2 separate regions of the Homo sapiens genome follow, and region 1 is linked to region 2. Evidence: read pairs that join two places in POLR2A ChIA-PET (ENCODE). Cell type or tissue: Panc1. All regions are shown on one strand. Links, peaks and the distances in the headings refer to the core of each region. The heading gives the core; the rest is flanking DNA.

Region 1 (10,575 bases), core at 1,025-9,024, 570 kb after region 2:
TAGGTGGCTTAAAGTGCTAAATGTTGGAAGTAAAATTATAAATACAGTAAGAACATAGGAAAAATAGCTTAAAACCTAGGAGTAAAGAAAGTCTTCTTAGTTAAGACGCAAAATACAGATGTCATAATGATGAAGTCTCAAATTTTAAAAATCAAAAACTTCTGTAAGCCAAAAGGAATCATAAAGACAAATCAATTGACTAGGAGAAAATATTTCTAACACATAGGAGTCCAAGGATTAATATACAGAATATGTAAAGACCTACAATCAATATGAAAGAAGCAACTCCATTAAAACAAAATTGAAATTTTAAATGTAAAAACAGGTAAAAGAAATATTCTAATTTAATTGTATGTAAAGGAGACATTCTAATTTAATTGGTCAGTGTTTGCACACAGGTGTGAATATTCTTAAAGCTCCCCTCCCCTGGTGATTCTTATACACAAGGTAAAGAAGCACTGGGCCACACCTATTTGAGGAGCAGGAGGTGTCTCAGCCTGCCCAAGGCGAGGTAAAAGAGGAAAAAGCTAACACCCCCTTGAAGAGCTCCTCTGCAATGGGTTCCAGAGTGAGGATGGTGGAGTGCATGGAGACAGAATGCCTTAAAGGAGACTGGTTTCTTTTTATCCACTAGGAAATCATTCTCTTTTACTTCCACAAGACCGAAACATATAAATCATATTCTCTGAGATGAATAAGGAAAATTACTACAAAATAAACTTATACGTCTATGTGGAAGCAGCCCACGATTATTTGCAAAATCTGACCAAAACAAACACATTTGACGCTATGGGAAAAAAGCAAATCACATAAAAATATCTGCACTGTGATTCCATTTGATTAGTGTCAAAAACATGTAAAATTAAACCACAGTTTAGGGATACAAACTATGTGGTTCAAGTATAAAGAAAACACAAAATTCAGATTACCTCAGAAAGGAGAAAGGCACGGAGATCTTCAATGGCAACGATAATTTTGTTTTCTTAATCTGGTGGTTGTGTACATTGGGTATTCATTGTCCTGCTATTCTATATACCTTACACATATTTTGCATACATTACTTTGTAACTTTTCAATTACCAACAAATAAGACTATAGAATGCATATAAAAACATACATAGTCTTTTAATTCTAGACTCAATCTTTTCCACTGAAAATCTGCCAGGTTCTATCATGTCCTTCTATCACCTTCTAGGAGTTAACAAAAACCTCGATTTTCATCTTTTCTTCTGAAGTTGTATCACAAGGAGACTCATGGAGGTAGGGCAGGGATACAAGAAAGGGCAATGGATCTTCTGATCAAACACAAACCACTGACAATCACTTCAGACCAGAACTCAAGAATAAAAACAAAAAACATGTGTAACACAATTAAAAGCACTGCAAGAAGAATGAGACAATTTTAACAGCTAGATAGTTTTCCATTAATTATTTTCTAACTGATCAAAATTCCATGAAACCCATTTGAAATCTCAGCTTTCAATTCCTTTGAGATACAAATATTACACTGAGTCCAATTGAGTATTTGCAGTGTCAGAGCAAATTCTACATGTGGTGGGTAGTTTTGAGTTCAAGGACAGTGTCACATGTATTCCTTCCTACTGGCCAGAAGTTTCGAAGTCCCCGAGAATCAGGCCTGGGCTCTGCCCACAATACTATAATCTGAGTGTTCCTTTCATTAGCACAGTACAAGATCACACAATGACCCTTAAGCTGAGGCAGGATCCTGGATGCCTGAGGAAGTGGGATACTCTTTGGGTATGGTAAAAGCCAAAGGCTGAGACAATCAATAAATTAATTAGCATGAAGTATGCTGACTTCTTTGGAAGGAATTTTATGAACACAGGATTTAAGACTTCTTATACAATAAACAATACAATCACAAGTGCTAATAAAGTAGAACTAAGGGTGCTACAGCATGAAAATGTTATCAATCAATCAATAAACCTCTGAATTAATTATATATAAGATTGTACAGACAGACGGTCCTCAACTTATGATGGTTCAACTTACAATTTTTCAACTTTACAATGGTGCAAAAGCTATATTCATTCAGTAAAATTGTACTTCAAGGACCCCATGACCAGTTTTTCACTTTCAGTGCAGTATTTAATAAGTTACATGAGGTATTCAACACTTTATTATAAAAAAGACTTTGTGTGGCCGGGCGCGGTGGCTCACACCCGTAATCCCAGGCGTGGGAGGCTGAGGCGGGCGGATCACGAGGTCAGGAGATAGAGACCATCCTGGCTAACATGGTGAAACCCCATCTCTACTAAAAATACAAAAAATTAGCTGGGCGTGGTGGCGGGCACCTGCTGTCCCAGCTACTCGGGAGGCTGAGGCGGGAGAATGGCATCAACCCGGGAGGCGGAGCCTGCAGTGAGCCAAGATCGCGCCACTGTACTCCAGCCTGGGCAACAGAGCGAGACTCTGTCTCAAAAAAAAAAAAAAAAAAAAGGCTTCGTGTTAAATGATTTTGCCAAACTTTAGGCTAACATAAGTGTTCTGAACACATTTAAGGTAAGCTAAGCTAAGCTATGATGTTCAGTAGGTGTATTACAATCATTTTCAATTTGTAATTTTTTTTTTTTTTTGAGAGAGGGTCTCGCTTTGTTACCCAGGCTGGAGTACAGGGGTGAGATTTCAGCTCACTACAACCTCCACCTCCCAGGCTCCAGTGATCCTCCCACCACAGCCCCCCAAGTAGCTGGGACTATAGGCACGCACCACCATATACCCAGCTAATTTTTTGTATTTTTGGTAGAAACAGGTTTCACGTTACCGAGGTTGGTCTCGAACTCCTGAGCTCAAGCAATCTGCCCGCCTCAGCCTCCCAAAGTGTTAGGATTACAGGCGTGAGCTACCGTGCCTGGCCCAATCTATGACATTTTCAACTTATGATGGGTTTATTGGAATGCAACGCCATCAGAAGTCAAGAAGGATCTGTATTAGGGAATTAAAGGAAATTTTAAAAGATACCTTCCCTGGATCAGAAGCATACAGTAGTTAAATAGAAAAGAGTTGTAATGTACACTATAGGGGTGATGGGTACACTAAAAGCCAACACTTCGCCACTATGCAATTCATCCATGTAAAGAAAGCCTCTTGTACCCCTAAAACTATTGAAATAAAAACTGAAATAAATACTCCACAATTCAATCCAACCTCCCTTCTCATCTGCTTTCCATATTCACATTTACTTCTTAAACAGGGGTGTGTGTGTGTGTATGTGTGTGTATGTCTAAGAGAGAAAGAGGAGAGAAAAAGAGAGTAAGAGAGAGAGAGAAGAAGAAGGAGGACTGGGAATGAGAACATAGAAATAAGTGAGAATAAAGAACAGGAAAGTAATAGTTATTAGAATTGTATTCCAGAAAAGCATTACCTCCAGGGCCTCTAAGGGAGCTTTCTTTCTCTAACCACATCCCTCTCCTCACTCCCTCAAGCTTGCAAGACTGCTCTTCCTTCTTCTAACTTCTGGTCCTTCATCCCTCATCTTTTTTTTTTTTTTTTTTTTTTTTGAGGCGGAGTCTCGCTCTGTCGCCCAGGCTGCAGTGCAGTGGCGCAATCTCAGCTCACTGCAAGCTCTGCGTCCTGGGTTCACGCCATTCTCCTGTCTCAGCCTCCCAAGTAGCTGGGACTACAGGTGCCTGCCACCACGCCTGGCTAACTTTTTTGCATTTTTTTAGTAGAGATGGAGTTTCACCATGTTAGCCAGGATGGTCTCAATCTCCGGACCTCGTGATCCGCCTGTCTCAGCCTCCCAAAGTGCTGGGATTACAGGCGTGAGCCATGGTGCCCGGCCCATCCCTCATCTTTTTTTTAACCTCTCAGTTGAGCAACCCCATTTCTGCTTTCCCTTCCCTGGATTCTTAGCCTCAAAGAGATATAATATATAATAATAATATTGGAAAGAAATTATAGAATCCTGTTCCAACTGCCTCAGAGTCCAGAGCTCTTCATGCTAGTGACCTCATTATTTTGCACAGAGTCCCCTGAAGGGCCTGGTCAGAGGTTTCCTACATTCTTTTAGCTTGGCACTCTGGCATGGGCATAGTCCAGGGACACATTCCAATTTCCTAAAGCTGAAAAGTCCCATCTGAGATTCTAAGATCTTTACTAAAACTAACCTTAATTGAATGCCGTTCAAAAGTGTAAACAGTAGATAAACCAGTTCAACTCTATACCCAAGTATTTGTTAAATTATGGTGAGACAAACGATAAAACTACTCATTTTTCAATAATTATTGTATTGTATTGAAGACTTTCCTTTATAAAAGGAAAGCAACCAAACGGATACAATAGTCTGAAGGGCATATATGTTTTCTAAATAAATAACATTAGTAATTACTTCTCTGAATACTATATCACTTTACTGTATTTTTAAGAGATGATTTGTTTATTCTATTAGCCTAAGAGATCAGAAGATTATAATACATCCTTTTATCACTTATAATTTGAATAGCTTTATGTTCTGATAGCATTTACAATCAAGAAATATAAGCATTATTGATTCTAACATCTCCAAATCCCAGCATTTCTAAGTAAATAAATACATATACCTTACATGTTTGAGGAGACAGCTATGTAAAAAAATTTTTTTAAAAAAGAATTGTATTCCATATGTTCAAGAAGCTAAAGACTGGCTATGTTAAGAGACCTGGGATATTAAAAAAAAAAAAAAAGATCCAAATTAAACTTCTAGAGATAAAAACCATGTCAACTGAGATGAAAAATACACTGAATGGGACAACAGATTAGACACCACAGAAAAAAAAAATTAGGAACTTCAAGATGTAGCAAGAGAAATTATCCAAAATGAAACAAAGAAGGAAAAAAGACTGAAAAAAAAATTGACAGCTGAGACCTTGAGGCTATTCCAGCCAGTCTGCTGCCAGGGACCCATGTTTTTGCTCCACTACTTAGAGCCTCCTGCCTTCCCCTAGGGAGGTGTCCTTCTGCTCCAGCTTCCCTCCCCTGTCCCTTTTTGGCCCCTATGTGCTCCTCTTTTACTTAGACTTGTGCACACAGAGACAAGCACACCCCCTTGTCCCCCACTTCACCAATTTCTGGTGGCTGAAATCCACCCTCACAGACTTCAAAGGAAGATATTCTTGAGATAATGAAAAGTAACATCTTTGCATATGAAAGGAAAAAGGTTAAAGTATATATATATATTTTTTTAACTGTATTAGGAACATGGGAAGCTTTTTAAAAACAAGGTTTTATTTACTGTAGAGATGAATGCAAGTCAGAACCAGTATCTCTTAGTCTACTTAATTAAAACCAGCTCATACATCCCTTAGGGGTTTATTATTAATTATTATTATTGTGGTTGTTGTTATAGTTGTTGTAATTATTAGTTGGGGTTTCTTTTGTTTTTCTTCACAGTTCTCCACATTAAACTCACAATATTGTGGGGAAAAGCCATAACTAAACTCTATGCTGCAGTGAGATATAGGAGTAATCAGCTCCCAGTAACATATGTAGCCCGAGTTGCAGCTTGTAATAATCACCAATGATTTAAAGCTTTTGGCTGGGTGTGGTGGCTCACACCTGTAATCCCAACACTTTGGGAGGTCTACGCAGGAGGATCCCTTGAGCTGAAGGAGTTCAAAACCAGCCTGGGCAACACAGTGAGACCCTGTCTCTATAAAAATAAAATTATATTTTAATGTAAATAAATAAAGCTTTATTTAGCCTTGATCTCTACCCTCATAGTCAGGTCTTCCCATATTTTATTACTGAAGTGGGAAAATGTATTATTTGTTTGTTGTTTTGCTTCTGTCCCAATATTAAACTATGAAATTTGTGATTTGTTTAAGTTCTGGGTGAATCACAGCTTTATCTGTATGTCCAGCTCATTTGTTTCTATGTATTTTGTTTGATTCTCTCTTTCTTTCAAGGCTTCTACAAAAATATATACGTGTGTGTGTGTGTGTATAAACATGTAAATATATACATACGGATCTTCTGAAAAGTGTGTTAAGTTCGTTCAAGTAATAGATAACTTTAATAGCCTTATATGGCAAAAAGGAATTGAATTTGCAGTTAAAAACTTTTCTACAAAGAAAACTTGAGACCAGATGGATTCACTGGTAAATTCCACTGAACATTTAAGGAAACTATACCAGTTCTATGCAAACTGTTCCAGAAAACCGAAGAAAAGGAACATTTTCCAATTCATTCAAGGTTTCCAGCGTTACCCTGATATCAAAAACAAAGATATTACAAAACACAGTTCAAACCAGTATCATTCATAAACAGAAATGCAAATTTTTTAAACCAGATTTTAGGAAATCAATTGCAACAATATATAAATAGAATAAGAATATGGCAGAATCAAGTGGGGTTTATCCCAGGAATGAAAGGTTACTTTTAGGACCAGGCATGGTGGTGCACACCTGTAATCCCAGCACTTTGAGAGGCCGAGGTGGGCAGATCACCTGAGCTCAGGAGTTTGAGACCAGCTTGGGCAACATGGTAAAACCTCATCTCTACTAAAAACAGAAAAATTAGCCAGGCCTGGTGGCACACACCTGTAGTTCCAGCTACTCGGGAGGCTGAGGCAGGAGAATCGCTTGAACCCAGGAGGCAAAGGTTGCAGTGAGCTGAGATTGCACCACTGCACTCCAGCCTGGGTGACAGAGCAAGATTCCATCTCAAAAAGAAAAAAGAAAGGTTACTTTTAATACAGTCATGCATTCCATAACGACATTTCAGTCAATGACAGACATATATGCTATGGCAGTCCCATAAGATTATAGGGAAGCTGAAAAATTCCTAACACCTGGTGACAGTACAGCCATCCCAACAGTGTAGCACAACCCACTAGTCATGTGTTTGTGTTGATGCTGGTGTAAACGAGTCTACTGTGGTGCCAGTCTCATATAAAAGTATGGCAGATACAATTACATACAGTATGCAATACTTGATAATAAGTGGCTATGTTACTGCTTTATGTATTTACCATACTTTTATCATTATTTTAGAGTATACTCCTATTTTTTATTTTTATTTATTTTTTATTTTTTTATTTTTTGAGACCGAGTCTCGCTCTGTAGCCAAGCTGGGGTGCAGTGGCGCGATCTCGGCTCACTGCAACCTCCGCCTCCCAGGTTCAAGCAATTCTCCTGCCACAGCCTCCTGAGTAGCTGGGATTACAGGTGCACACCACCACGCCCTGCTAATTTTTGTATTCCTAGTAGAGACAGGGTTTCACCATGTTGGCCAGGATGGTCTCAATCTCTTGACCTTGTGATCCATCCGCCTCGGCCTCCCAAAGTGCTGGGATTACAGGCGTGAGCCACCGTGCCTGGCCACTCCTACTTATTTAAAAAAGATGGGCCGGGCGTGGTGGCTCACACCTGTAATCCCAGCACTTTGGGAGGCGGAGGCAGGCAGATCACGAGGTCTGGAGTTTGAGACCATCCTGGGCCAACACGGTGAAACCCCGTCTCTACTAAAAATACAAAAACTGGGCAGGGTGCGGTGGCTCACGCCTGTAATCCCAGCACTTTGGGAGGCCAAGGCAGGCGGATCACAAGGTCAGGAGATCGAGACCATCCTGGCTAACACGGTGAAACCCGTCTCTACTAAAAATACACAAAATTAGCCAGGGGTGGTGGCGGGCGCCTGTAGTCCCAGCTACTCAGGAGGCTGAGGCAGGAGAATGGCGTGAACCTGGGAGGCGGAGCTTGCAGTGAGCCGAGATGGCGCCACTGCACTCCAGCCTGGGCGAGAGTGCGAGACTCCGTTCAAAAAACAAACAAACAAACAATGAGCTGGGCGTGGTGGCACACACCTGTAGTCCCAGCTACTCGGGAGGCTAAAGCAGGAGAATCACTTGAACCCGGGAGGCAGAGGTTGCAGGCAGAAGTTGCAGTGAGCCAGATCGCGCCACTGCACTCCAGCCTGGCGAAAGACTGAGACTCTGTCTCAAAAAAAAAAAAATGACAAAATAAACTGTACACCAAACCCCGACAACACACAATTTACCCATGTAACAAACCTGTACACGCACCTCCAAACCTAAAGTACAATTTGGAAATCAAATAAGTAATTTAACTGTAAAATGTTAACTATAAAACAGCCTCAAGCAGGTCCCTCAGGAGGTATCCAGAAGAAGGCACTGTTACTGGAGATGACAGCTCCATGCATGTACTGCCCCTGAAGACTTTTCAGCAGGACAAGATGTCAAGGTGGAAGAGAGTGATACTGATGAACCTGACTCTATGTAGGCCTAGGCTAACGTGTGTGTTTGTGTCTTAGTTTTTAACAAAAAATTTTAAAAAGTAATAAATAGAAAAAAGTTTATAGAATAAGGACATAGAGTATTTTTGTACAGCTGTACAATGTGTTTGTGTTTTAAGCTAAGTATTATTATAAGAATCAAAATATAAAAAATTAAAGTTTATAAAGTAAAAAAAGTCACAGTAAGCTAAGGTTAATTTATTATTGAAGAAAGAAAAAATGTTTTCTATAAATTCAGTATAGCTTAAGTGTACTGTGTTTGTAAAGTCGACAGTAGTGCACAGTAATGTCCTCGGCCTTCACACTCATTCACCACTCACTCACTGACTCACCCGAGCAACTTCCAAGCCTGCAACTTCCATTCATGGTCAATGCCCTATACAGGTGTACCATTTTTTTATCTTTTATATTGTATTTTTACTGTACCTTTTCTATGTATAGATACATCTAGATACATAAATACTTAGCATTCTATTACAATTGCCTATGGTATTAAATGCAGTCACATGCTGTACAGTTTTGTAGCCTAAGCGCCACAGGCTTTACCATATAGCCTAGGTGTGTAGTAGGCTACAACATCTAGATTTGTGAAAGTACACTCTATGAGGTTTGCACAACAAAATTACCTAACAATGCATTTCTCAGAATGCATCTCCATTGTTAGGCAACAAATGGCTGTATTTGAAAATCGATGCGATATTTCACCATATTAACAAATGAAAAGTGGCTGGGTGCAGTGGCTCACACCTGTAATCCCAACACTTTAAGAGGTGACAGTGGGAGGACTGCTTGTGCTCAGGAGTTCAAGGCCAGCCTCGACCACATAACAAGACCTCATCTCTACTAAAAAACAAACAAACAAAAAAAAATCAGCCAGGTGTAGTATGTGGTCCCAGCTACTTGGGAGGCTAAGGTAGGAGGACTGCTTGAGCCCCAGAGGTCAAGGCTACTGTGAACCACAGTCATGCCACTGCAGTCCAGCCTGGAAAACAGAGCAAGACCCTGTCTCGAAAAAAAAAAATCATATGATCATCACAGTAGATTCAGAAAAAGCACTTAACAAAACCCAATGTTCACTCTCGAAAAAAAAAAAAATCTCAGTAAACTAGAAATAGAAGAAAACTTCTCCAGTGATAAAATGCATATACAAATGGTGAAAGACTAAATGCTTTCTCCCTAAGAGAAGAAACAAGACAAGTAATCTGCTCTCACCATCTCTATTTAACATTGTTACTTGGGGATTGCAGCCAGTGCAATAAGAAAAAGAAATAAAAGCCTGGAAAGGAAGAATTAAAACTGTATTCACAGATGACATAATCTTTACATAGAAAATCCAATGGAATCTATTAAAAAGCTCTAGGACGCCAGGCGCAGTGGTTCACGCCTGTAATCCCAGCACTTTGGGAGGCTGAGGCGGACAGATCATTTGAGATCAGGAGTTTGACGCTGGCCTGGCCAACATGGTGAAACCCCGTCTCGACTGAAAATACAAAAATTAGCCGGGCGTGGTGGCACACACCTGTAATCCCAGCTACTCAGGAGGCTGAGGCAGAAGAATTGCTTGAACCTGGGAGGTAGAGGTTGCAGTGAGCCAAGATTGCGCCACTGCACTCCTACCTGGGCAATAGAACGAGACTCCAACTCAAAAAAAAAAAAAAAAAAAGGTCTAGGACTAATAAGAACTAAGTGAGCTTAGCCAGATTGATGGAGAAGATTAATGTAAAAAAATCAATCATATTTCTATATACTAGTGTCAATCAGAAATATAAATTTTAAAAATATAATTTTAATAGTGTATTAGTCCATTCTCACACTGATAGAAATACCCAAGACTGGGTAATTTATAAAGGAAAGAGGGTTAATTGACTCAGTTCCACACGGCTGGGAAAGACTCAGGAAACTATAATCATGGTGAAAGAGGAAATAGGCATGTCTTACACGGCGGCGGCAGGCAAGTGAGAGAGCATGTGAGAACAAAGGAAAAACTACCATTTATGAAACCATCAGATCTTGTGAGAATTCACTATTACAAGAACAGCATGGGGGAAACCAGCCCCATAATCCAGTTACTTCCCTCCCTCGACACGTAGGGATTACAATTCAACATGAAATTTGGGTGGGGACCTAAAACCAAACCATATCAAATAGCACCAAAAACTATGAAATACTTACGGATAACTAAACATTGACAGTTTTCTTAAAGGTTAAGCATATACCTATTATATGATCCAGCCATTCTACTCCTAGGTATTTAACCAAGAGGAATAAAAACATATGTCCATACAAAGCCTTGTAAACAAAATTTTTATAGAAGCCTTATTT
Region 2 (10,575 bases), core at 496-8,495:
AAAACTCAGGAAATCGTCTTGTGGTCAGTGGCAGAAAAATGCACATGAATGGAAAGGCCACTGGGGCTGTTGAGAATTGGGTGCTTATTGTACCCAGAAGGCACGGGGGGGAGATGCCAGCTGGTATGGGCTGCTGCCCTGCTTTGGAGAGAGCATCGGCTGCTACTCTTCACACCTCTTGTGACTGCCCTCTTTCAGGGAGAACTTGTAAAAGGGGAGCCAGTCCCAAGTCCGAAGGTATTATACAAAACAGTCCTTCGGGCTTCAGACTGATGGGAATGAATAATGCTTTGCCTAAGTGAGGGGAGTGCACTGAGTGGAGGGGTGGCTGGTGCCAGGATGAGCTAGCCAATCCCACGTGTGTGCTGACTGCAGCAGGACACTAGCCACGGCCCACCCCCAACCACTCTCGGACTCCAGCTCAGACTGTTTCCCCAGCTTTTCTCAGGGCTGTTTGGCTCACACAGTCCTGAAGGGCACTTCCCAAAGAGCACACTTAGGACCTCAGTAGGAGAACGTGGCTGATAAGACTCAGTGTGACCCACGTGTGTGACTCCCACATGCCCCACAGTGGTTGGTTGGCTCAGTCTGGTGAGGGCAGGTAGGGGCGTGGATCTCCAGGGAATGGCAGGGCCGGCACCCGGTTGTAGTGGGCCATGAGGAAGATGCCAGCTGTGCCACAGATGAAGAGCGAGAGCATGGCCAGGAAGCAGACGCGGTCCAGCACTCGGCCCACCAGGAACCACTCCTCATTCCCCTGAGGGTGGGAGGCAGGTGTGGGATAACCAGCGGCGGCACCAGGTCTTCCCTGGGTCCTGTTCTCATCCTTGGGCTTCCAGCAGGCCCATGTCTCCATTTCCTGGGGCCCTTCTTACCTATGTCCGGGTCCCAACTGGTGGCTAATTCCATGGCCCCCTGGCCCTGAGGTGCCCCCCCTGCCCCTGTTCCTTTTTCTTTCTTTCTTTCCTTTTTTTTTTTTTTGAGACGGAGTCTCACGTCTCACTCTTTCACCCAGGCCAGAGTGCAGTGGTGCGATCTTGGCTTGGCTCACTGCAACCTCCGCCTCCCAGGTTCAAGCAATTCTCCTGCCTCAGCCTCCTGAGTAGCTGGGAATACAGGTGCCCGCCACCACACCCAGCTAATTTTTGGTATTTTTGGTATTTTTGGTAGAGATAGGGTTTTGCCATGTTGGCCAGGCTGGTCTCAAACTCCTGACCTCAGGTGATCCACTCGCCTCGGCCTCCCAAAGTACTGGGATTACAGGTGTGACCCACTGCACCCGGCCTCATGTTTTTCCATCCCACTGCCCTATCTTGGCAACCCCACTCATCCTGTCTCTATCACGGTTCCAAGCCCAGGTACTCACTCCACCTCCACCCCACCCTGACTCAGCTTACATTGTCAAAGTGACTCTGCTGGTGCCGGGCACAGGCAATGAGGTTGCAGGCTTCCACACAGGCCTGGATGGCTGGGGCAGCCTGCTTCAGGCTGCCACAGAACTGGCTCAGCCCTAACTCCGGGCCTTTCTCTGATAAAGAGAAAGGGTAAGGTTTGGGAGTAGAATGGAGGAGAAACAGGCAGAGAAGATGGCCTCTCCTTAGGGACCCCAGCTCCTCTCTCCCTGACCTGGGCACTTCTCCAGCACTCATCTGCTGTGCCTGGCTCCCCAGCTGGGGTCCCAGGGGAGGACTGTCCCCAGGCACACCTGGTGTGTCTCACCTAGCTTCTCCAGCGCTGCCGCCACCAGCCCTTGCCGCTGCCACTGCTGGAAGAGGAGTTCACTGCGAGGCAGGCAGAGGGCCACCTCCTCCCCAGTTGTGATCGACCATCCCGAGGAGCCATTCTGTAGCCGGGACTGGGTGTCCTGCACAGCTGCCGGGGCCAGCGGGCGAACGTGCATCCTCAGCAGCTGGGGCAAGAGCCTCAGGAACACCTAGAGAGGGGGTGGCTTCACTAGGGCAGCAGGCCGAGCTTCAGAGCAGAAGCCAGAGGTTGGCGTGAAGGGCTTGTGCTGCTAGGGACCATGGAGGCAGCATACCGGGGCAGTGACGTGGCCTTGGTAAAGCTTTCTATACTGGACACGAGCCTGGGTCCCCAAACTTCAGTGCACATCAGAATCACCAGGGCACTTGTTATAAACACAGATTCCTGCCCCCAGCCCTCATGCTATTCTGGCCTAGAATGCCTGGGACAGGCCTGGGAATCTGCATGTGCAACAAGGGCCCAAGCTGAAGGCTGCAGGTGGGCTACAGATCACACAGACTGGAATCAGACTGCCCTGGCAGACTCCTGCTTTTTCGACTTTGTAGTGCACTTCCTTGGGCAGGTTACTTAACCTCTCTGCGCCTCAACGTCCTCATCTGTAATTGGAGGTGATATGGGTTTTATGAAGATGAAATACATTAACATTTGTAATATCCCGGGCACCTAGGAAGCAATTTCATTCCTGTATTACTGTAATCGATTTTGGTCCATGCGTCCAGATACGCCCAGGATGGGTGTGCTGTGGAATGCCACAGGTGAGTACTGCCGGGGCGTGCGAGAGGGAGGCGTAGGGGAGTGGGCAGCGGGATGTTGAAGTGGGCAGGGAGGGTCCTTGCCTTGCGGACCCCTCGGGCCATGGAGTGTGTGTGTGGAGACCGCAAGGAGACATTGAGCACAACCACAGCATTCACGACAATGAGGATGGTCACCACCAGGAGGAAGGTCAGGTACCTGTCAGGGTGGGGTGGGCAGGAGCTGGCAGCCCATACCATGATGCCACCCCCACGCTTAGTGGCTGCCCCCCCTCAGGCCTCCTGAATTGAGGATGGGGGGGGTGGATGGAGGGCAAGAGGGCAATGCAGGAGGCCATCATGCTCCCAAGAAGGGAGAGTGGCATAGGCGGGTGGACATGAAGACCAGCCTTACTTGCTGATGAGTGGCACCGCCTGGGAGGTTTCAGGCACCTTCTTGGCCACAAGGAAGAGGAAGACAGTCTGGGCCAGGAGCACGTTGATGGCGACGGTACACTTCTGGCCCCCAGCTATCCATGACCGAGAGGCTCTCAGAGCAGGTTCCTACCTCCCCCACCCACAGAGGAACCCCTTACCCCAGAAGTAGCCCGCTGCCTCTGTCCTGGGTCGTAATGCCACTCTGTTCCCCAGGCAGGGCCCACCCCGGCCTCCCAGGTGTCCCCTGTGCTACTGGATGGCTCCTTCCCATAGGCTCCAGGTACCCTTGGCAGGAAGGAAGTGGATGAGGATGGCGACAGAGGAGATGAGCACACAGGGGGCGATGATGTTGATGACGTAGAAGAGGGGCTTGCGCTGGATGAGCAGGTAGAACACCACCTTCTGGTGGCCTGCTTCCTGGGCTGGCGCCGCTGGGTCCAGGAGCATCTTGGCTGGTCGGTGCTGGATGGCCCACTCCCCATTCTCTGCGGGCAGGCAGGCAGGCAGGAGTGGGCACAAGAAGCGTGAGCTAGGCAGATCCCTGCAGCCGAGTGACCCAGCTGCAAGGGCAGCATGTGCCCTAAGGAGCACCAGCAGGGGAGGCACCCTTGAGGGACAGAAGTGGGGTGGGAGATTGGATGCTCGAGCCTCTTCTAAAATTGGAGACATTATCATGAGGAAAGTCAGAGCTTTGTTGGACGTTTTAAAAAGCATATTTTATGGTTTGCTGTAGTTTTCATTTTGAGTTACATGGGAGGGATTTGACCTTGGTCCAGCCTTGACCACAGCTGGGTCCAGCAGGAGCCCTGGATGAGGCTGCCTGGGGAGCCCTTGGGTGGGGGTTACCTGTGAAGGCCTCAGGGTCAATGAAAATCCACTCGATGGTCTGGCCATCTTCCTGACTCAGCTGCAGATCAATCTCATTGGTGCTGTAAGTCTGGGACCTGGGAGTCACCGAGGAAAGAGGCTAAATGTGAGCGGGTGGACCTGCCACGACTGCATGGGGATGACCTTCTGGGGACAAGTGTGGGCAGCTTTTCTTCAACAAAATGCAGCCCCACGCTTCTGAGTTCTCTATAAAACCCCACTGGCGAGATATGGAGAGCAGGAGGACCTAGGGCTCTTTGGGGTCAGGAAGATGGAGTTGAAGGCCCAGGAGGCTGCAGGGCCCTCACCTGGCTGATGGGCCCAGGGTCACTCTGCATTTGTCTCTCCCACTGCTGTCTGGCAGGAGGGGCTGATGATGGCAATGTAGAAAACACATGCCTACCTCAGGAGGACCCCCGTGTCTACAGAGGGGAGTCTCCCTGCCAGGTTTGCTCATGGAAAGACTGCTCCTCTAAGGTACAGGAGAACCCTCCCCCGGGCCCTCCTCCCCACACTTAGGTTTGAGGAAACAGACCCAGAGACCCCCAGGGGTGGCTTGGTTGCATACATGCTTCCGCTGGATTCCCTGCCAGGGCCCCTCTCTCACAGGACAGCCCTGCCTCCCTGTGGGCCTGGAGTGTGCAGTGGTTTCGTGTGTGCGCAGACACGCATCTTGTGTGCATGTGTGCCTTCTCACCCACGCACCCCAGGCGTGAATGTCTCCCCTTGGAGCACAGGTGAGGAAACTGAGGCAGTAAAGGATGAGTGAGGGGACTCGGGCTTAGCAGGGAGAGCTTGGGCACCTTCAGGTGTCTTAGCCTGAGATGGGCACAGAGGCCCAGGGGAGATGGAGCCAGGCCTCTAGGTGCTGCCAGAGCCAAGGCCAGAAGCCTTGCCCAGGCCTTACCCCACCACTGCCCAGGCCCCTCTGAGAGCAGCTCTCTTAATCCTCCCCAATAAATGGCCTCACTGGAAGATAAGGGAGCAGTTCTGCCAGTCGAAGGGGAAGTAGGTGACTGAGATAGAGCAGGCGGAACGGAAGATGGCAGGCGGCAGCCAGTAGATACAGCCGTCAGGGGACACGAGCACATTGCAGTAGAGGGCCACCTCGAAGACACCGTCCACGCTGTATGCACAGAACAGGCCAGGCCACGAGGCTGTGGGCTCAGCCCCCGACACCCCAGCCCCAGACCAGCCCCTGTGCCCCATGTGGATAGGGGCCTGGGGACACCAGTCCCTACCAGCCTGTCACCCCCTGACTGGTTCCCACCCGGACCACTAGGTCCCCCCAGCAATCCTCCTGCCACCCCCCGCCCCAGACAGACTTCCTCAGGCACCACCTCCTAATTTCTGCTTATCTTACTCTCTCTTGTTTTAATCATAATAATAATAATAATAATAATAGTCATAATAGCGACTAATGTGTTAAGCCCACACCATGTGCCAGCCCCCGAGTGATGCACTTTTCATGCCTGTCTTGTTGACTCTCGCCAGCTTCTATAGGACCCGTCAGCGGCCCCATGTTACAGGGAAGGGAGCAGCCCACCCAGGTGGCCCAGCCCAGAGGAGATGGAGCCTGGCGTAGGGTCTGCTCTGCTGGCCCTGGGGTCAGAGGGCATACCCAGGGCCCTGCCCTCGGCACCTGCTCCATCCAGTTCTTCCCTAGCCCCACAGGTGCCCGATTTGCACCCTCTGCTCATCTTTCTCTTTTCCCAGAGTGCCTTGTTCTGCTGGGCCCAGACCCTGTGTCCTTTGTCCCCCACACCCCTGCCTGCACCCCCTCCTCACTTGTTCTCCAGCACGATATCCGGCCGCCACACCATGGTGGACGGCACCCTCAGCACCCACAGGCCTTCGTAGTCTCGCGGATCCCAGCGCAGGCGATAGTCGCACCACTGCTGCAGGGGGAGGGGCAGTTGCTAGGCCTCTGCCCTCTGCTGCACCACAGCCCTAGGAGTGGGCATCCAGCCCAAGAGGACAGAAGAGGCAGGAACGGGGCAGGCAACTCTCAGGAGGCCTTGGGGTGGTGGGGTGGGACCCCTGATGGAAGGAGGGTGGCAGGGTGGCCTCTTACCATCTCTATCCAGACATTGGTGGTGAGGGCTTCCTCTCGCTCGTTCTGGGGGTGCAAGGGTGTAGTATGGAGGGCTCAGCCCCCGACTTCAGTGCCAGTCCCCACAGGCCACCAATGGGGCCAAGCATCCCCCAGCCTCTTGATAGTACTCCCCCCACAACCATGGGGGTTTTCCAGACCCCAGCCTGTCCGATTTAGGGCCCTCCAACCTCTTGGTGGCTGGAGCCACCCCATGCTATCCCCAGCAGGTCCCAGGGCGTGGTGCGCTGACCCCTCCTCCGTCCTGCGGCTTACCAGGGAGATGAGGTTGGTGAGGGTTAGCTTCAGGCTGACATTGACCACATCCGAGTCTCGTTCCGCGGGCCGCAGGTTGGGGTCGTAGTTTTGCATCAGGTCTGCGAGCAGGCGCTCCTCCTGGTTCCGGCCCTGGGCCCCTGCAATAGACAGGCGTGAGCCTAGCAGGAGCTTGGAGGTGGAAAGAGCGGGGAGGCCCTGGGGGTGTGAAGTGGGGACTCAGGGAACTGGGTCCAGGGCAGGCCCCAATACCCCTCAGACCCTCCATCCCCTGAGGCTGTGGACCCCAGCTCTGGGACTCCCCAGGCTGAGATTCCTTTGTGTCCCACCCAGGCAGACAGCCAGCAGCAGCAGGAGGAGCAGCGGCCCCTGGCCCCCATGCATGGTGCCTCAGCTCTCTGCAGTGACAGGGGTGGGACAACAGCTCCAAGGTCTGGGGCAGAGAGAGATGGGCTCTGGGTGTCATATAACAGCCTACACTCCCACCCCAGCCAGCCCAGCCAGCCCGGCCAGCCTGGCCCAGCCCCACCAGCTGTCTGACCACAGCGTTGTCAGCTGTTCCAGGATGGACACAATGCTGGGCTCAGGTTACCTGGGCTGGAGAGGGGAGACAGGGGCCCCGTCTGCCCCAAAAGAGACATCCACCTTCCAGCCCCAACTCGGGCTCAGTTGTCCCAGCCTCACCTCCATGTTCCACATGGGGGGCAAGGACAGCCAGGGCCAGCTGGGTGTGGTAGGGAAGGCAGGTCGCCGAGGAACCTGACAGCGGCTCCAGAGAGGGCTGAGGTGGACTGCCTCCTACTCCCTCCAGGGAGTCAGGATTTGGGTGGGTGTGAAGGCTGTTGGGTAGGCATGTGAGGGTTTTTGTGTTTGTTTGTTTGTTTGTTTTTTGCTGGAGTGCAGTGGTGCGATCTTGGCTCACTACAACCTCCACCTTGATTCTTCTACTTCAGCCTTCTGAGTAGCTGGGACTACTGGCATGCGCCAACACGCCTGGCTAATTTTTCTTCTTCTTCTTCTTTTTTCTTTTTTGTATTTTTAGTAGAGACGGGGTTTCACCATGTTGGCCAGGCCAGTCTTGGAACTCCTGAACTCAAGTGATCCACCCATCTTGGCCTGCCACTGGGCATCCCCCTCACTGGGCATCCCCCTCACTCGGCCTCCCCCTCACTCGGCATCCCCCTCACTCAGCATCCCTCTCCCTGAACTTCCCCCTCGCTGACCTTCCCCCTCACTGGGCTTCCCTTTCCCTGAGCTTCCTCCTCCCAGAGCTTCCCCCTCCCTGAGCTTCTCCCTCCCTAAGCTTCCCCCTCACTGGGCTTCCCTTTCCCTGAGCTTCCTCCTCTCTGAGCTTCCTCCTCCCTGAGCTTCCCCCTTCCTGAGCTTCCCCCTCCCTGGGCATCCCCCCCACTGAGCTTCTCTCTGTGTGGCCCACTTTTCCTGGAATTTACAAAGCCCTCGTTTCCTTCTCACTTCTGAGAGCCTTGCCTTTCCATTTTGCCCTCTGGTCCCCCTAGATGCAGTTTTCTTATCCTCTTTTGCAGACCAGTTTCTCTCCACCTCTTTACTCTCCTCCATGCCCACATTTTACCAAATTCAATGGCCTCCATGATCAGGAAGCACTGCCAAACAGTGGACCACCTGTCCCTGCATCCCCTACCCTCCACCCTCCTGTTTTCTCCCTTTCTCTGCTCTGGGAGAGATGGCCTAGAAGCCTTCTTGGTGTTCTCCGAAGGGTAAATCATCAATGAGGAATGGAAGTTTCTTGCAGGGGTTACGTGTGCAGGGACAGGACCCATTCAGAGAAAATCATCTGTAGAATTGTCTAACACTACTTCTCCTTTGCCACCCTCTGTTATAATGGCTGGTAGAGCAAGATACTCATTTCCTAGTCTCCCTTCAGATAGGCTAGCCATGTGATGTTTTGACCTGCGGGATGTCTACTGGAGCTTTATGGAAAAGTTGTTTTTTTTTTTTTCTTTGAGTTGGAGTTTCACTCTTGTCGCCAAGGCTGGAGTACAATGACTTGATCTCGGCTCACTGCAACCTCTGCCTCCTGGGTTCAAGCGATTCTCTTGCCTCAGCCGCCTGAGTAGCTGGGATTACAGGCGGGCGCCACCAAGCCCATCTAATTTTTGTATTTTTAGTAGAGAGGGGGTTTCACCATGTTCGTCAGGCTGGTCTTGAACTCTTGACCTTAGGTGATCCAGCCGCCTCAGCCTCCCAAAGTGCTGTGATTACAGGCGTGAGCCACTGTGCCCGGCCTATGGAAAAGTTTTGCTTCTTGATGAAAGGGGTCAGAAATGGCTGGCCCTTTTCTGCCTGAACATAGGTGCTAAGTGTGCAGCTGTGGCTGTCAGCTCACAAACTGGGGCCAACAGGTCTGAGGACAGAAGCCAACTTGCCATGGAGGCAGGGCTGGGCAGATGGCAAAATGCCTGGGTCCCTGATAGCTTTGTTAGACAGCCGAGCCAACATGATCACCTCCGCCTCCCTATTATTACTATGTGAGAAAAAGGAAACCTTATGTGTTTAAGCTACAATTCCTTCAGCTTTCTGTTCCTTGCAGGCCAGTGTATTACTGATTCACTGTCCATTGAAAGAGAGAGGGTAGCCCTGTTGGTCTGGAGAGAGTAAGGAACACTCTCTGGCTTCCCGGAAAGCTGTGCCTGTGAGCATGGCTTCCTGGGGACAGAAGATGGAGTTCTATGTCAGTCAGAGTGGACCAGTCCTGACAGCACCACCGTGCTGGGGGAGTGGGTGCCTCTGGTGGAAACTGTGGTGACCCTGGGAGCCTGTGCAGGAGGCACCCCCCCGGTTTTGTGTGACATTTTGGGGTTGTCTTCTCTGGAAGTCCACAGCCACTTGAGCAGGGCCTAATAGAACTGAGGACTCACCTGGTGGTTGAACCAAGACCTGCTGCCAGCAGCGCCACCATGAGGCAGAGAGAAGCAAAGACTGTGGCTGAGGGCCCTAGACTCTCTGTGCACAAGACGGACCCTCCCTGAGTTGATGGGCTATTCCTGGGGAAGTCTCAGATTTCCTGCTCACCTGACAGGTGTGAGAACAAACTGGCTTTCCTATTTAGACAGGACAATTAAAGATTTGTACCTTGAATTTTGTGAATAGTTCATGCTGGAAGGCAGAAGTTACTAGGGTCAGTTTTGGTTTTAAATGGTTTTTCTTTTTCCTTGGTTACATCTAAACATTAAAAATCTCACCTTCTGTATATCTGAGTTAATGAGGTCACCAATTCCCCCCTGAGGGAAATGGGTTAAATCACCACCCATTAAATGTGCAGGTCACATGAAAATGCTCCTACTAGAAATTCAATTTTCACAACACCCCATGACTAGGACTTACTAGACACACATTTTGCAGATTAGAAGATGGAAGGTGAGGAGTGAGATGAGGAGCAGCTCACTCAAGGTCACATTGCTGGTGTAACAAATGACACCAAAACGTTGTCACTTAAAACAACACACATTTATTATCTCACACAGTTTCTGGGGGTCAGGAATCCAGGAGTCACTTAGCTGGTGGTTCTGGCTTAGGGACTTTCATGGGGCTGCACATAAGATGTCTACTGGGCTGTGATCTCATCCGAAGGCCCTACTGGGGCAGAGGATCCACTTCCACATTCACTCACGTGGCTGTTGGCAGGAGGCCTTAGTTCCTTGCCATGTGGGCCTCTCCATAGGGCTCCTTAACATGCCAGCTGGCTTCCCCAAAGTGAGAGATCCAACTGATGTGAGAATGAGGGCTAATGAGCAAGAAAGAGGCCATAGTGTCTTTCCTAACCAAATCTGGGAAGTGAGGTACCATCACTTCTGCCTCATTCTATTGGTTACCCAGACCCACCCTGGTACAGAGTGAGGGGACTGCACAAGGGTGTGAATACTGGGCATCACTGGGGCCATCTTGGAGGTGGACCACCATACAAACAGACCCTTGTCTCCCAATTCCTGCAGCCTTGGCCTTTGGCCCTCAGGATAAGATTGAGTGGAGGCTGCCTTTGGGATAGGGTTGCTAGATTTAGCAAATAAAAATAGGGGACAAATTTCAGAGAAACAACGAATGATTTTTTAGAATATGTATGCCCCAAATAATGCATGACAACCCTAATTTGGAGAGGAGTAGGTGCTGGGGGGCAGGGACCCTTTGGGGAGAGGTGCTGCGTTCTGGTCCTCTAGGATTGTGTGTGCAACCTCAGGCTGACCCCAAGTCTTTGTGGATGTCGATCCTGACCTTTCCACTCCAGTCCTCAACTTCCCAAAGGGACCTAGGCAGAGAGGTCAAGGCAGAAAGAGCTAGGAAAGGATACTCTGGGGTCTGGAGGGAGGGAGGTGTCCTCAACCTCAGTCCCAGGTGAGGCCTCAGAAGCCTGAGGTTGAAGGGTAGGTAGGA

What was found. Peaks named below come from ENCODE experiments on the same cell type or tissue, not always from the same donor. Only the 100,000 strongest peaks of a DNase experiment are listed, where the experiment ranks them.
Region 1: POLR2A ChIA-PET joins it to region 2 with 12 read pairs; 3 of 35 experiments call an interaction of 5 or more read pairs at or near these places.

What each region holds. Positions count from the first base shown.
Region 1 is chr2:231,968,651-231,979,225 of GRCh38, reverse strand. All of the region lies in intron 1 of DIS3L2 (DIS3 like 3'-5' exoribonuclease 2), which reads right to left. Among named protein-coding and RNA genes, the nearest start is that of DIS3L2, 12 kb to the right of the region's middle. In Panc1, for the core only: no CTCF peak of the experiment used is centred there; no DNase peak of the experiment used is centred there.
Region 2 is chr2:232,535,725-232,546,299 of GRCh38, reverse strand. It overlaps CHRNG (cholinergic receptor nicotinic gamma subunit), which reads right to left and starts at 6,608. Exons shown (of 12, transcript NM_005199.5): 1 at 6,498-6,608; 2 at 6,169-6,308; 3 at 5,875-5,919; 4 at 5,589-5,698; 5 at 4,771-4,926; 6 at 3,780-3,877; 7 at 3,218-3,418; 8 at 2,911-3,025; 9 at 2,601-2,715; 10 at 1,720-1,933; 11 at 1,398-1,528; 12 at 1-757. The coding sequence starts at 6,552. The coding sequence ends at 584. TIGD1 (tigger transposable element derived 1) reads left to right here. Exons shown (of 1, transcript NM_145702.4): 1 at 1-2,417. It overlaps CHRND (cholinergic receptor nicotinic delta subunit), which reads right to left. Exons shown (of 12, transcript NM_000751.3): 12 at 9,636-10,575. RefSeq lists an enhancer at 4,727-4,786. In Panc1, for the core only: no CTCF peak of the experiment used is centred there; no DNase peak of the experiment used is centred there.